Linked DNA regions of Homo sapiens: region 2 is linked to region 1. A link is a contact called in ENCODE Hi-C or POLR2A ChIA-PET data. All regions are on one chromosome and are shown on one strand. Each heading gives the region's core, a stretch centred on a gene start or an enhancer-like site at or near the end of the contact. The rest is flanking DNA. Distances are from core to core; before and after follow the strand shown.

The links. A loop is a pair of places that touch in the nucleus more often than their neighbours do. ChIA-PET counts read pairs that join two places held with the same protein, here RNA polymerase II (POLR2A). Pooled maps may share reads with other maps.
Region 2: a loop to region 1 is called in a map of naive thymus-derived CD4-positive, alpha-beta T cell, with 17 times the contacts of the local background. The contact joins the promoter of LCMT2 here to the promoter of TTBK2 in region 1. A Hi-C loop is called at or near these places in 1 of 168 maps with a recorded cell type or tissue (naive thymus-derived CD4-positive, alpha-beta T cell), 1 of 37 single-sample maps with no recorded cell type and 13 of 50 pooled maps. POLR2A ChIA-PET finds 5 or more read pairs at or near these places in 2 of 52 experiments (K562 and activated naive CD4-positive, alpha-beta T cell).

The regions. Positions count from the first base shown.
Region 1 is chr15:42,916,778-42,923,774 of GRCh38, reverse strand. It overlaps TTBK2 (tau tubulin kinase 2), which reads left to right and starts at 2,997. Exons shown (of 15, transcript NM_173500.4): 1 at 2,997-3,337. RefSeq lists enhancers at 2,376-2,475, 2,678-3,178, 3,179-3,679 and a silencer at 2,996-3,405.
Region 2 is chr15:43,327,563-43,334,248 of GRCh38, reverse strand. LCMT2 (leucine carboxyl methyltransferase 2) reads left to right here and starts at 3,676. Exons shown (of 1, transcript NM_014793.5): 1 at 3,676-6,686. The coding sequence starts at 3,760. The coding sequence ends at 5,820. It overlaps MAPDA (N6-Methyl-AMP deaminase), which reads right to left and starts at 3,577. Exons shown (of 13, transcript NM_001324366.2): 1 at 3,390-3,577; 2 at 2,249-2,349; 3 at 815-938. RefSeq lists enhancers at 3,536-3,585, 2,818-3,768.

The sequences.
Region 1 (6,997 bases), core at 1,748-4,247:
ACTGGTGCTGATTATTGATGTGATGCTTCAGTTCCTTGCCAGGGGAACACTGCATGGAACTGCTAGAGTATCTTCAGGAGAAGACAACTGGCTTCTCCCTAAATAAGTGATCCAAGAACACATAAGGCAGAAGCTACAATGTCTGTTATAACCTGGCCTTGATATTCCCACACCATAATTTCTGGAAAATCCTATTGGTTACACAGGTCAGTCCAATTCAGTATGGAAAGGAATAAATAAGAATGAGAGTAAGTGAGGTAGGGATCATTGGGGGCCATCTGGAAGTCTGGCTACCACATTTATGTATTAGAGACAGAGTCTTGCGTTGTCACCCAGGCTGGAGTGCAGTGATGCAATCATAGCTCACTGCAGCCTCGACCTCCTGGGCTCAAGCAATCCTCCCACCTCAGCCTCCTGGGTAGCTGGGACTACAGGGGCCAGCTAATTAAAAATATATATTTTTTGTAGAGACAGAGTCTCACTATGTTGCTAGGGCTGGTCTCCAACTCCAGGGCTCAACAGATCCTCCTGCCTTGGCCTCCCAAAGTGCTGGGATTACAAGTGTGAGCCACTATGCTCAGTTTATTTCTTAAAAGAGATACATGCATATATATTTGAGTTTTATATATATACTTGAGATCTATCTATATCTATAACTCAAAGGGGATTCCTAAACTCCAGTACCAGCTCTTGAATAACATATTACATTGACATTTAGCCTGACTGAAAGAGTATCTCTGGGGACAGCTCAATAATTCTAAAATGGAAAAGACTGGAGAAAAGGGGAGGCTTTTATTGCTAAGCCTAATTTCAATGAATCTGGACATTTTTTCCCTAGAAACTTTTTTTTTTTCTTTTTTAAAGACAGGGTATCTCTGTTGCCCAGACTGGAGTGCAGTGATGCGATAATAGCTCACTGCAGCCTTGACATCCAGGGCTCAAGCAATCCTCCTGCCTCAGCCTCCCAAGTGGCTGGGACTACAGGTGCATGCCACCACACCTGGCTAATTTTTGTATTTTTAGTAGAGACAGGGCTGGCTAACTAAAAATTTTTTGTGTGTAGAGACAAGGTCTTGTTATGTTGCCCAGGCTGGTCTTGAACTCCTGGGCTCAACCGATCCTCCTGCCTCAGCCTCCCGAATAGCTGAGACTACAGGGGCATGCCACCATGCCCGGCTAATTAAAAAAAATTTTAAATCCATGCTTCCGTGATCATTTTGTGTGTGTGTGTGTGTGTGTGCAGAAGGAGTCTCCTTATGTCTCCTTACATTGCCCAGTTTGGTCTTGAACTCCTGGACTGAAGTGATCCTCCCACATCAGCCTCTCAAAGTGCTGGGATTGCAGGCATTAGCCACTGTGCCTGGCCCCTATAAACTTCTTTAATTTTAAAGAAAAATATTTACAGAAACCCTAATGTTTTCTTATTCAAATTATGTGATTGGTCAATACTCTGAAATGAATGAAGTACTCTATTAGACATAGTAATAGAAAAAGTAACGTGTGGTTTTAATCAGTAGAAATAAAAAACAATTTGGCAACATCTTTATGTTTGCATAGAACAAGATGAGCTGCATCATCACTTGCCTTTAATGTACATTTTGTCCTGCTTTCAATCCAAGGATCTGGACATGACAGAGAGTAGAGATGCCTGCTGTTTTTAAAAAGAATGGCAAGAGGCTGTGGCACTTCCTGAGCAAGAAGAAACAGATTCTATAGGAACAGTTCCAAGATTGAATATAGGATTAGTCATTTACCTTTCTATATTCTTAATCAGCTTTAATGACAATGTCACTTGAGTGAAGAAAAGGATTTAAAGTAAAAATGAAGTTCATAATTCATTACATTCTTTCCATTCATGGCAGAACCCTGGGGATCATTGTGATTCTTAAGTAGAAAGGACATTAGATGTGGGGCGTATGAGAGACCTGAGTTTTGGTTTTGCCACTGATTAGTTTATAGCCTTAGGAAAGCTGTTTAGCGTTTTTCATGTGTTTTCTCTACTGTACACTGGTGGGCAAAGATGGGAGAGGTGCTTAATCTTAAGGTTTTCCTTCGCCAAAGCGACTGACACAACACTAAATAGAAACGCATCCTGCACAGCGTCCTTGCTCCGCCCTCCTCGCTTTTCTTTGAAAGTCTTTGAGCACCTCCCGCATACACTTGCTCAGCATCGCATACTGGTGTGCACCGGGGCTGGCCATTGAGTCTTTAGCTGGTGGTGTTTCACAAAGGGAATGAAATCTTGTTCTTGGGTTGTGAAACCGTAAGGACACTCCGGTCTCCAAGTTGACATTCGTTTATGGAAGTGCCCATCTCCTTTCCTCGTCACACCTAAGGCCCTTCCCCAGTCCCCCAAAGATGATTAGCTTCACGTTAGGCGGTTCTGGGGACGGCGCCAATTTGCGGGATGCTGTCAGCGCTGATGCTGAGGAAGAGGATGGATCCTTAAGGCTTGCAGGGCCTCACGATTTGGGCCCTTCATCGCGACTGCCTCAGTGTGTAATTTCGTATCGTGACAAAGCATTTCCGATTTTATTCCGAAAAGCCCAACCATGGGGTCCCAACCATCCCTCTATAACCAATTTAACTGTCACGCTAGGAGAACACCTATGTGCGCAAACTACTTGTCTCGGAAGCCCTACTTCTCTCCTCGGGACAGGCGGGGAGTTGCGGCTATGGCTGGAACTACGAGGCCCAGAATTCCTAGGCGCATGCGCGCTGCCATTGTGATGCTCCTTTCCCGGTAACTCGCCCTCTCAGGCAAACCTGAAGATAGCGGCAATTCTCCGGTGGGGGGCGGAGACGGTTTCTGCCCGACTCTCCGCCCCCTTCGTGATAGGCAATGGGACTAGCCAACCGACGCTGCGAGTTCGGAACGCACTCTCCAATCAGCACCTGTAGCGGAGAGGTGGGCGTGCGCGCTGGCAGGGCAGGTGGGCTAGGCTGTGTCGGGTTACGAGGGGGGAGAATAACGTCGGGTCGGGTCAGCGGGCTCTGCAGTAGTCGCCGCAGCGGCGATGGGAGCGGTGGGGACGAGGCGGCGGCGGCGGCAGGAGGGGGAGCAGGTGCTGGCACAAGAGCAGCGGCTTGGGGGAGCCGGCAGCAGCAGTAACAGCAGCAGCAGCCGCCGCCGCCGCCGCCAGTAAACGCGGACGGTACCCCAGGGGACTACCCAGCCGGCCGGCCCTGGAAGCCGCGCTCGGGTCCCGCCGCAGTCGGCGGTGGGGGATGGGCAGGCAGTGGCGGTCCCGCCTGCCGAGGGTTAACCCCCGCCGGTCCCGGTCCTGAGCTGGACCAGAGCCCTCCTCCAGAAACCCCTGCGTCCGCCACGGCCCAGGTAGGACACACCCCCCGACCCCCCAGGGCGCCGCCCTCCCCCAGTCTCGACCCCCTCCTCCGGCCGCACCCCTCGCCGAGTGACCGAGCCTGCTGAGGAGGGGAGGGGTACCGGGGACTTTCAGTTCGCTGCAAGCCCGGGGCTCGTGCCAGACCCCGTCACTCTCCATCTCGGAGATCGTTCTGGTTCTGCCCGATTTCCCCGAAGGCTGCCGCCTCGTTTTGCCCCAGGCTTTGGGTGTCTTCACTGAACTTGGAGGGTCACGAAGCTTCGTTCTGCGTCTCTCTCTGTGGGTGACCCACATATCACTTGTACCCATGCCACTTCTGGTACCAGCACCGAACACGAAGGATTCCTAGGAAATCTGAGCGCTTATTTCCCACCCCGCCTCCCCAACTATCATGGAAAGGAACATGGGACTACTGAATCTGTTTGCTGTGTTGTAACGACAGTGAAGGCCGCGACTTTCTTGTACTTAGGGTGCTGAAGTAATGATCTGAGGGATTTGCTCGTCATTTGCTGTGGCAGAGATGATGTTGACACCCTGGGATGCTGTGGGAGGGACAAAAGACTCACGTATATGTTCTGTCAAATCGGAGAAGTAAATAATCCATTGGGATGCCAGGATACTTTATTCTACAGCGAAGTTAATTTTGTATCCGTCGAGGCTACAGTAGAGGTAAAAATGACATTGAGTTGTACTTTGCTTTGAATTAAAGTTGATGGGTAGCAGCAATCCTGGTATTAACTCTTCTCTCTCATCGCTTTAGAAATTATTCTTTCTTTGAACATTAAAGAGGACAGTTTTATTATACACTTCTAATAATGTGAAGATGTTTTGTAATTCAGTAGAAATTGAGTTTCTGTGTGTGTAGGAGGGTCATGTTATGAATGGGCACATGTAGACACACACGCAGAGGGAGGATCCACTCAGTGTGTTTTGTTAACAATGTTTGGTTCTGAGCCATTGATAATAGTTGCATTGGTATCTAAACCCTGATTTGCCACAGTATAACACAAAGATGTGTTGGCTGTGTACCTTTGGCTAAATGGAATAGAATAAAGTTCATTTGGGGATAGAAGGGGGAAATGATTTTAACTTATCAAGGGAATTGAATGCTATGTATTGCTTGCTTTATTTCCTTTTTTTTTTTAAATAAAGAAGCAGTAATGATGACAAATATAGCTTAATATGATTAATCTTGAGGCATTTGTCTGAAGTCAAAAAATGTTTCAAATAATGTGTGTGTTATATTGTGATCTATGCAAATTGAAAACATTGAAGGAAATCTTTGATTTAGAAGCTTATGTTTTCCTGTATGATAACATTTTATCAAGACACCGAAGGGGACATATGAAGCATGGTTTTAAAGGAAAGTTTCTCTTAACATTTTTCTTTTATGATAGAATGTTAGGAAATGCTTTCTTCCCTCTTCCAGTTTTAGACACAGAAGAAATTAAAGTCCATAACTTCATTAATTTAATATATAATATCAAGTTGATGCAAATTTGTACATTGGTTAGGGGGCTGAGAATAATATATCTTGCTCATTATCTTGTACTATGGTTAATACATAATTTAGTAAATTCTCTATTGCATTATATATGACTTTAGATTGTTGTATCTTCTTTTGATTTTAAGTGTTGATTATTTTAATACTTCAGGAAATCTTCAAGAGGTTAGACCTCATTTGCTTTAGCAAATTGAACTCAATTATGTGGGGCTTCAAGTATCTTTAAATGTAATACTAGAAGGGAAGTTTGCATAATTTAGACCATTTTCGAGCGTATTTTACTTCTAAAAAGTGCACTAAAAATGTGGCAATGATAAGTTATTGGTTTTTCAAAGTAAATGAATATTACAGATCCGAGTTAGCTGTGATCATGGAATTTAAATTTCACTTTGGTGGGGGGCAGCCACTTTTTTATATGCTTTATAACTTTAAAAAGTAACATATCCAGATGACTGCTTGATTGCAACTCATGAGAGACTCTGAGCCAGAACCACCTACCTAAGACACTTTCAGATTCGAATCCTGAGAAACTGTGTGAGATAATAAATGTTTGCTGCTTTAAAAAAAAAAACCTCATGCCTGTAATCCCAGCACTTTGGGAGGCCAAGGCAGGAGGATCGCTTGAGCCCAGGAGTTTGAGACCAGCCTAAGTAACACAGGGAGATCCTGTCTCTACAAAAAACAAACAAAAATTTAGCCGGGCATGGTGGCTCACACCTGTGGTTCCAGCTACTAGGGAGACTGAGGGGGTGGATCGGAGGTTGAGGCTGCTGTGATCTGTGATCGCTCCACTGCACTCCAGGCTGGGTGACAGAGCAAGACCCCATCTCTTGAAATAAATAAATAAATAAATAAATACAAATCTATGACAAGGGAAAGTGTTTAGGATCATTATTGATCTAGTAAGGACTGTGTTGATCAGTAAAATAAAAAGTCTTTGAGAATTATGGAAAATATAGCTATAGCTTACTTCTTTCCACACTTAAAAAAAAATCCTATAGGAAATATTCTTTTACAAATATATAGCAAACAGTGTTTTCAATTTGAGGGTATGCTACTCAAAATTACTCTAGTCATGTATTCATTTTTTGTTCTTATTGAGGTTTTTGAGAGACACTCAAAATGTAGCTGGAGCTATTTCTGTTTGATTAGTAATATTGCAATATACCTTCAATATTTATGGATTTTTGAAATTAAATACATTTTATTTAGTTTTATTTCCTAGTCTTTTTTTTTTTTGTCATCCAGCATATTGTAAACAATGTGTGGTAGTGGAAGTTTTTTCCCCAGGCTTCAGTGGATAGAACCTTTTATGCCGAAAGTACTGAAAGCTTTCAAGTTAAATATCGTACATATTTGGTGAAAGAGCCTTTAAGGTCATATGAAAAAATTCAGTTTTTTAGAACTAAATTTTGAGCATAAGGACAACACATATTACTACTCAAAACTGCCTCATTAAAGTCTGGTGATCCTTGATTATAGGTTTATAATACAGATTGAAATTATATTATAACATAATATGAATGTCAATTTTGCTAGATAGTTTCTTCTTTTCAGTTGGTTATTTTTAAATAGCCTTCTTAGTATATTTTCATTAATGTCATGTGACTTTATTCTTGATGCTTAAGTGAACATATAGTACTTACAAACTTTTGTGAACATTTTGGATTTTTTTTCCTGTGATTTTTTTTTTAACCTTTGTCTCTATAATCCTTGGTGTTTTGGAGTGTTTATAGCTGTTTTTTATTGTATATAGGAATTTGCTTTCACTTCAGTTAGGGTAAAGCTTCCCAATGTGAAAAACTTAAGTGTCCTTTGAAAAGAATCTGGGATGTAATAGTGCCTCCTAAAGAGTGGAAGTTACTAAGTAGCTTCTTAGCTTCCTTTGGTAAGCTATCGAGATTTAACCATGTTTTCAGAATCATTATTTTTTTAAACAGAGAATTAACATCTTTATTGAAAACAAGAATCAGCATTTTAAAATGTTTGAATTAGAAAACATATTTGCCATTATATATGTTTTTACCAAAATGGTTTTATAATTAATATTTTTATATTTGTCTTTTTCTTTCTGCAGTTTCAAAGTAGTTGCCTTTAAAAAAATGGAGTTGCAGTTTCCATCATCTTGTTCTAGCCATATGATCAT
Region 2 (6,686 bases), core at 2,427-4,926, 410 kb before region 1:
TACAGGTTAGAAGCTGTGTGGCCTTAGTCACTCACCTTCATGGCTTCAGTTTCTTTATTTACAAAAATGGGATTAAAAATGCAAAGTAGCAGTGACGATTAATAAAGTATTTTAAATTCCCCTCATCTATGTTCCCACATGAGCCAGTCACTGCCTTTAACTCAGCATTTAATCACACTGATATCTCAATCACTGATATACTTGTCTTTCTCTCTCACCAGACTGTAAGTTCCTTGAGGACAGGTCCTTTGAATTATTCCACCACTCTAACACTTAGCACAGTGCCTAGCACACTGTAGGTGATAAATCAATCATAATTTCCCTTCACTTCTGAAAGTGGTTTATAAGTGAAGATAAAATTCCAAGTGAAATTTAGTGATTTTCAAACTAGCCACCTTGACTCTCTGGGTTCTCACGTATTAATGAGGATGATGTTTAAGAATAACAGTTTCCATGTATTTGGAACCTAACAGGTATGTGACAAGCGCTTTTAATAATGTTATCTTTAATCCTTGAAATAACTTTGTGAAATATTACTGTATTGAAAATCAATAAATTGATACTGAGTGGGGTTAAATAAGTTACCAAGATATTAAAATGTACAATAAAGAAAGTAGTTTGTATAGGACTAAACATAGCCATAGAAATCCATAGAAAGGCCTACTTAGTATGAGATAAACATGGCATTTCAAAGTAATGCCATAGTAAGTGCTTAATAAATAGTAAAAAATGAAAAAGATGGACTATTTAATCAATGGCATTTAATATCTCTACCGAAAAACATAAATGATTTAATTAAAATGGAAAAACATACCTTTTTTTTTTTTTCTTTTGAGACAGGATCTTACTTTGTTGCCCAGGCTGGAGTGCAGTGTCACGATCACAGCTTGCTGCAGTCTCAAGCTTCCAGACTCAAGCGATCCTCCCACTTCAGCCTCCTAAGCAGCAGAGATCACAGGCATGCACCACAATGCCCATCTAATTTTATATAAAATTTTTTTTGTAGAGACGGGGTCTCACCATGTTGCCCAGGCTGGTCTCAAACTCCTGGGCTCAAGTGATCCACCAGCCTGAGCTGGGATTACAGGAGCGAGCCACTGCGCCCGGCCAGATTTTCAATTTTACTCCAGGATCCTGACCTTAATTTGTGCCCCATTCAAACCATCCTCCAGACTGACCTTTAACTAGCTGTGAGTAAATTTACTGACCCACTGGCTACAATGTTAACCTATGGAAATTAAAAAGCAACTAAGCAATCATAATCTTTACACATTAAAAAAAATTGTTGTTCCTTGCCTAAAACATGGATACCAACAACAGCATGCCATGACAAATTTAACTTTTCTGGACTGGTTTTGCTCTGGGACGGAAGGCAACAAACACTGGGATAAGATCCACGTTAGTAATACTTCATCAATATTAGAGCAGGGCCAGAAGCAAGTATCCTGTCTCCCAGGGAACTTTTTTCATGCTCCCACCTACTCCCCCAAAAGGGAACTCAGAATAAAAAAAAATTTGTTACTGTTTATTATGCACTTACCATGAGCCAGGCACTGTGGTGTCTTAGATAGTTATTTTGTTTAAATCCTCACAACAACCCCTGAGATATTATTATCCCCATTTTATATAAGAATAAACTGAGATTTAAACAATGGCCCCTCCTCCCCCGGCCTAAATCATAAGGCATCGAAATCAGAAATTTTACTCCATTCTCTTTCTTCTTTAATTACTTTTCTTGATCTGGTCTTTGCAAAACAAGTAGTATTTTTGACATAACACCTACATTTTAGGAACCTGTCATTAAATAAATTTGTTTCTATGGTGCTACGTATTTTTCAAAGTCCTTCAACTTTTTTTTTTTTTCTATTTGCCCCTCAATCAACCCTGAGATACCTCACGAAGCAGTACTTAATCTCATTTTAGAGGTGAGGATCCACTGACCCAGCAGGCATAGGTGAGCCCTTCTTCTAATCCCTTCAGAAGCAATTCTCAAACTGCTCAAATGTTCCATCAGATCTGAATGCCTTACACTAAACTGACAACTCTGTCACCAACTTTACAGAGAAAACAGAAGCCATCAGGTGCAAATTCCTTCTTTTTCTCTCTGCCCTACCTCACACCTGAGCTTATGATTATCCATAATCTTTTTTTTACCCCATCAGGAGTCACAGATAAAGGATTCATTCTCCTATCCCCACAACTAATACGTGCCCAGGATCCCATTTCTATCTATTCCAAGTTACTCTACCAGTGAGTTGTCTTCTCATTTTTCTGTTCCTTCAACCTCTCCCTCTCCACTAGCTGGTTTCCCTCACAGGACCAACACGCATGTGCAGTATTTGCTTCCACCTGAAAACAAAACAAAAGACTCTTTTATCCCACAATATTCTTTAGCCACTGCCCTGACCCTTTTTTCCTTCTGAGTTAAGCTCCTCGAAAGTATAATAATTTAGACTGGATACCTCCTTTAACTCACCTCCTATTCACTGAAACATGGATTCTGCCCTTATTGCTCCACAGAAACTGCTCTCCCTAAGGCCATTAATGAGCTTTTAAACACCAAATCTAAATGTCACTTTTCAATTACCGAATCTTTATCCTGATCCAAACCTTTTCTTTCTTATTTCATTTTGTTCCACAAGAAAACATTGGAAAATACGAAACTTTTTCTTGACTCCAGTATCCAAATCTGCTGGACTCCAAAACTCACACTCTTAACCATTATGCAGTACCACCTGTAGTTAACCATAAAGTTATCTGATTTCCTTTTCTATTTCAGCCAGTCAGTCACCAAATCCCAGTGAACAAATGATAAATTTCCTAAATGTCTCTGGAAGTGGTTTCCTATGGATGACTCCCAGACACCCAATTTAGAAACTTTATGATTATTCTGAAGTCTAACCTGGATTTACTCCTTAAAAACAAAGCTCAGAACATATCACAGGGAACAATCACCTCTCTTCAGTGACTCCCCTTTCTGGGGACATATTCAACACTACTTTAAAATCCACAGAATTCTCCAAGGCGGTGTGATGAGAAAGAGAGGCTGAGTGGTTTATTCACCGTCAGTCTAACATAGGGCTGGGAATACAAGGGAATCAACAGTCTACTATCTGTGGGGAAACGTCTTCTTGTTAGGTGTCTATAAATTATTTGTAAAGGTCGGTTTCTTCAGTTTGCACCCTGGCCTTAGTGACTTGTTTTCAAGTTTTAAATGGGGTTCTCTTTTGCAACTGTGAGAGCATTAAATAAATCAGCAACTATTAGCACCCAAGGAAGCTAACTAATCCTTGCCTACTGAAGGTCCGTGGTGCCGACCCTTCTTGGCTCCTACCAGACCCTTCCTTGGCGGTCCAAGGAAGCCAAGTCGTCAGTCCCCACAGACTCACCTCTTAGAGATTTCTCAACTACAAGGACTTAGGCAAGGTTTCCCTTTTGACTGGAAGGCTTGTAGAAACGTGACAACCCGCCTTCCCTAACACTCATGTCACAGCGGTAGCGGACCGTATTCTGGGACAAATGGAACTCACGACATTCCAAAGAAAGGTCAGCCGCAAGCGAACTTAGCACTGGCTACACCCTCCTCAATTCTGGTTGGCGAGATGCGCTCTTCCCGGAAGTGACGCACAAGTGCCGGCGGAAGGGGAAGTCCAGGAGCATGGGTGGTTTTTTTCCCCCTACCGAGGTCCGTGAGGTGTGTGCTAACCAAGGGGCGGCTCACAACCGTGACAGACTGCCATTCCTGAGTCTCTTCTGGCCATGGGCCCCCGGAGCCGTGAGCGTCGGGCAGGCGCGGTACAGAACACCAACGACAGCAGCGCCCTCAGCAAGCGTTCCCTGGCCGCGCGCGGGTACGTGCAGGACCCCTTTGCCGCGTTGCTGGTTCCGGGCGCGGCGCGCCGCGCACCGCTCATTCACCGAGGCTACTACGTCCGCGCACGCGCCGTGAGGCACTGCGTGCGCGCTTTTTTGGAGCAGATTGGCGCGCCCCAGGCCGCGCTTCGCGCGCAGATCTTGTCTCTCGGCGCTGGCTTCGACTCGCTCTATTTTCGCTTAAAAACCGCGGGCCGCCTGGCCCGGGCTGCAGTCTGGGAGGTGGATTTTCCGGACGTGGCGCGGCGCAAAGCAGAAAGGATTGGAGAGACGCCAGAGCTGTGCGCGTTAACCGGGCCTTTCGAGAGGGGGGAGCCCGCGTCCGCGCTGTGCTTTGAGAGCGCAGACTACTGCATCCTGGGTCTGGACTTGCGGCAGCTCCAGCGAGTGGAGGAGGCCCTGGGCGCCGCGGGGCTCGACGCAGCCTCACCCACTCTGCTCCTGGCCGAGGCGGTGCTGACCTACCTCGAGCCGGAGAGTGCCGCGGCCCTCATCGCCTGGGCAGCCCAGCGTTTTCCTAATGCCCTTTTCGTGGTCTATGAGCAGATGAGGCCTCAAGACGCCTTTGGCCAGTTCATGCTGCAACATTTTCGGCAGCTAAACTCCCCCCTGCATGGCCTGGAGCGTTTTCCTGACGTGGAGGCGCAGCGGCGCCGCTTCCTTCAAGCTGGCTGGACCGCCTGCGGTGCCGTGGACATGAATGAATTCTATCACTGCTTTCTTCCCGCAGAAGAACGCCGGCGGGTGGAAAATATTGAACCCTTTGACGAATTTGAGGAGTGGCATCTGAAGTGCGCCCATTATTTCATTCTGGCAGCTTCTAGGGGAGACACCCTCTCCCACACCCTAGTGTTTCCATCCTCAGAGGCATTTCCTCGCGTAAATCCTGCTTCGCCTTCAGGGGTATTCCCTGCCAGCGTAGTCAGTAGCGAGGGCCAGGTCCCAAACCTGAAGAGATATGGCCACGCCTCTGTCTTCTTGAGCCCAGACGTTATTCTCAGTGCAGGAGGATTTGGAGAGCAGGAGGGGCGGCACTGCCGAGTGAGCCAGTTTCACTTGCTCTCAAGAGATTGTGACTCTGAATGGAAAGGCAGCCAAATAGGCAGTTGTGGGACTGGAGTTCAGTGGGATGGACGCCTTTATCACACCATGACAAGACTCTCAGAGAGTCGGGTTCTGGTTCTGGGAGGGAGACTGTCCCCAGTAAGTCCAGCCTTGGGGGTTCTCCAGCTTCATTTTTTTAAGAGTGAGGATAATAACACTGAGGACCTGAAAGTGACAATAACAAAGGCTGGCCGAAAGGATGATTCCACTTTGTGTTGTTGGCGGCATTCAACAACAGAAGTGTCCTGTCAGAATCAGGAATATTTGTTTGTGTATGGGGGTCGAAGCGTGGTGGAACCTGTACTAAGTGACTGGCATTTCCTCCATGTAGGGACAATGGCTTGGGTCAGGATCCCAGTGGAGGGAGAAGTACCTGAAGCCCGGCATTCTCACAGTGCCTGCACTTGGCAAGGGGGAGCCCTTATTGCTGGAGGTCTCGGGGCTTCTGAGGAGCCATTGAACTCTGTGCTCTTTCTGAGACCAATCTCTTGTGGATTCCTCTGGGAGTCAGTAGACATCCAGCCTCCCATTACCCCAAGGTACTCCCACACAGCTCATGTGCTCAATGGAAAGCTGTTACTGGTTGGAGGGATCTGGATTCATTCCTCCTCATTTCCTGGAGTGACTGTGATCAATTTGACTACAGGATTGAGCTCTGAGTATCAGATTGACACAACATATGTGCCATGGCCATTAATGTTACACAACCATACTAGTATCCTTCTTCCTGAAGAGCAACAGCTCCTGCTCCTTGGAGGTGGTGGGAACTGCTTTTCCTTTGGTACCTACTTCAACCCCCATACAGTCACATTAGACCTTTCTTCCTTAAGTGCTGGGCAGTAAGGACTGGACTAATATTCAGGACCCACTAAAGTAGACAATAAAGTTTTCCACAAATAGGATGACCCTCTAGCTATAGATACTGCCACTCCTCCTTTCCCCATCCTTTTTTTCCCTTAGCACTATTCAGTGCAAAAAGTGAAAAAGGTTGGTAAAATAGGTAAAATACCTAGAAACAATCACTACAGAAAACAGCTGAAGACAGTGGCCATGCAGTCCGAGAGGAGTAGTGGTCTGCCTCTAATTTTCTAATCTAAGTTCGTTTATTGAGTTACAGTGGTCTTTAGTAAAGTAAAACAATTTCCCAATCCCAGGCCTTGTGATTTGAGATGGTACCTTAGAAAAAGTTACACGCAGTTCCGTGGTTGAATATATTTGAGATGGTACCTTAGAAAAAGTTTCACGCAGATCCTTGGTTGAATATAGTTGAGGGAGCGTAGTATTGACAATTCTTCATGTAGGAAACCTGAAATGAACACAGTCACAGTTTGATTAAAACATTGTCCTGTTTGTTGCAACAGAAAACTCGGATAGTTTTAACAACAGGAAACACTTGTAGGACTTCCTTTACCAACATACTTTTTAAATGTTTTGCTATTGGTTCCATATTTATTTAGATTTATAAGTGTCAATAAAGCAAACTTTTGATGCCTCAATTCATTTTGCACGGGGTATAATAATGTTTTGTTCCAGATATACTCTCCACCTTTCACTGTTCTGTGCTCCAAGAGGCTGACCTTTATGGGCTGCATCAAGGAGCTCTCTTTACTTTTTGGTTGAGTTCCACCAGTCAGAGGCACCAGAGGGGAATGGGGGCAAAAAGAAGAGTGAGAGTGAGTTGGTATTTATTCCCAATTCTTCCCCTGTTG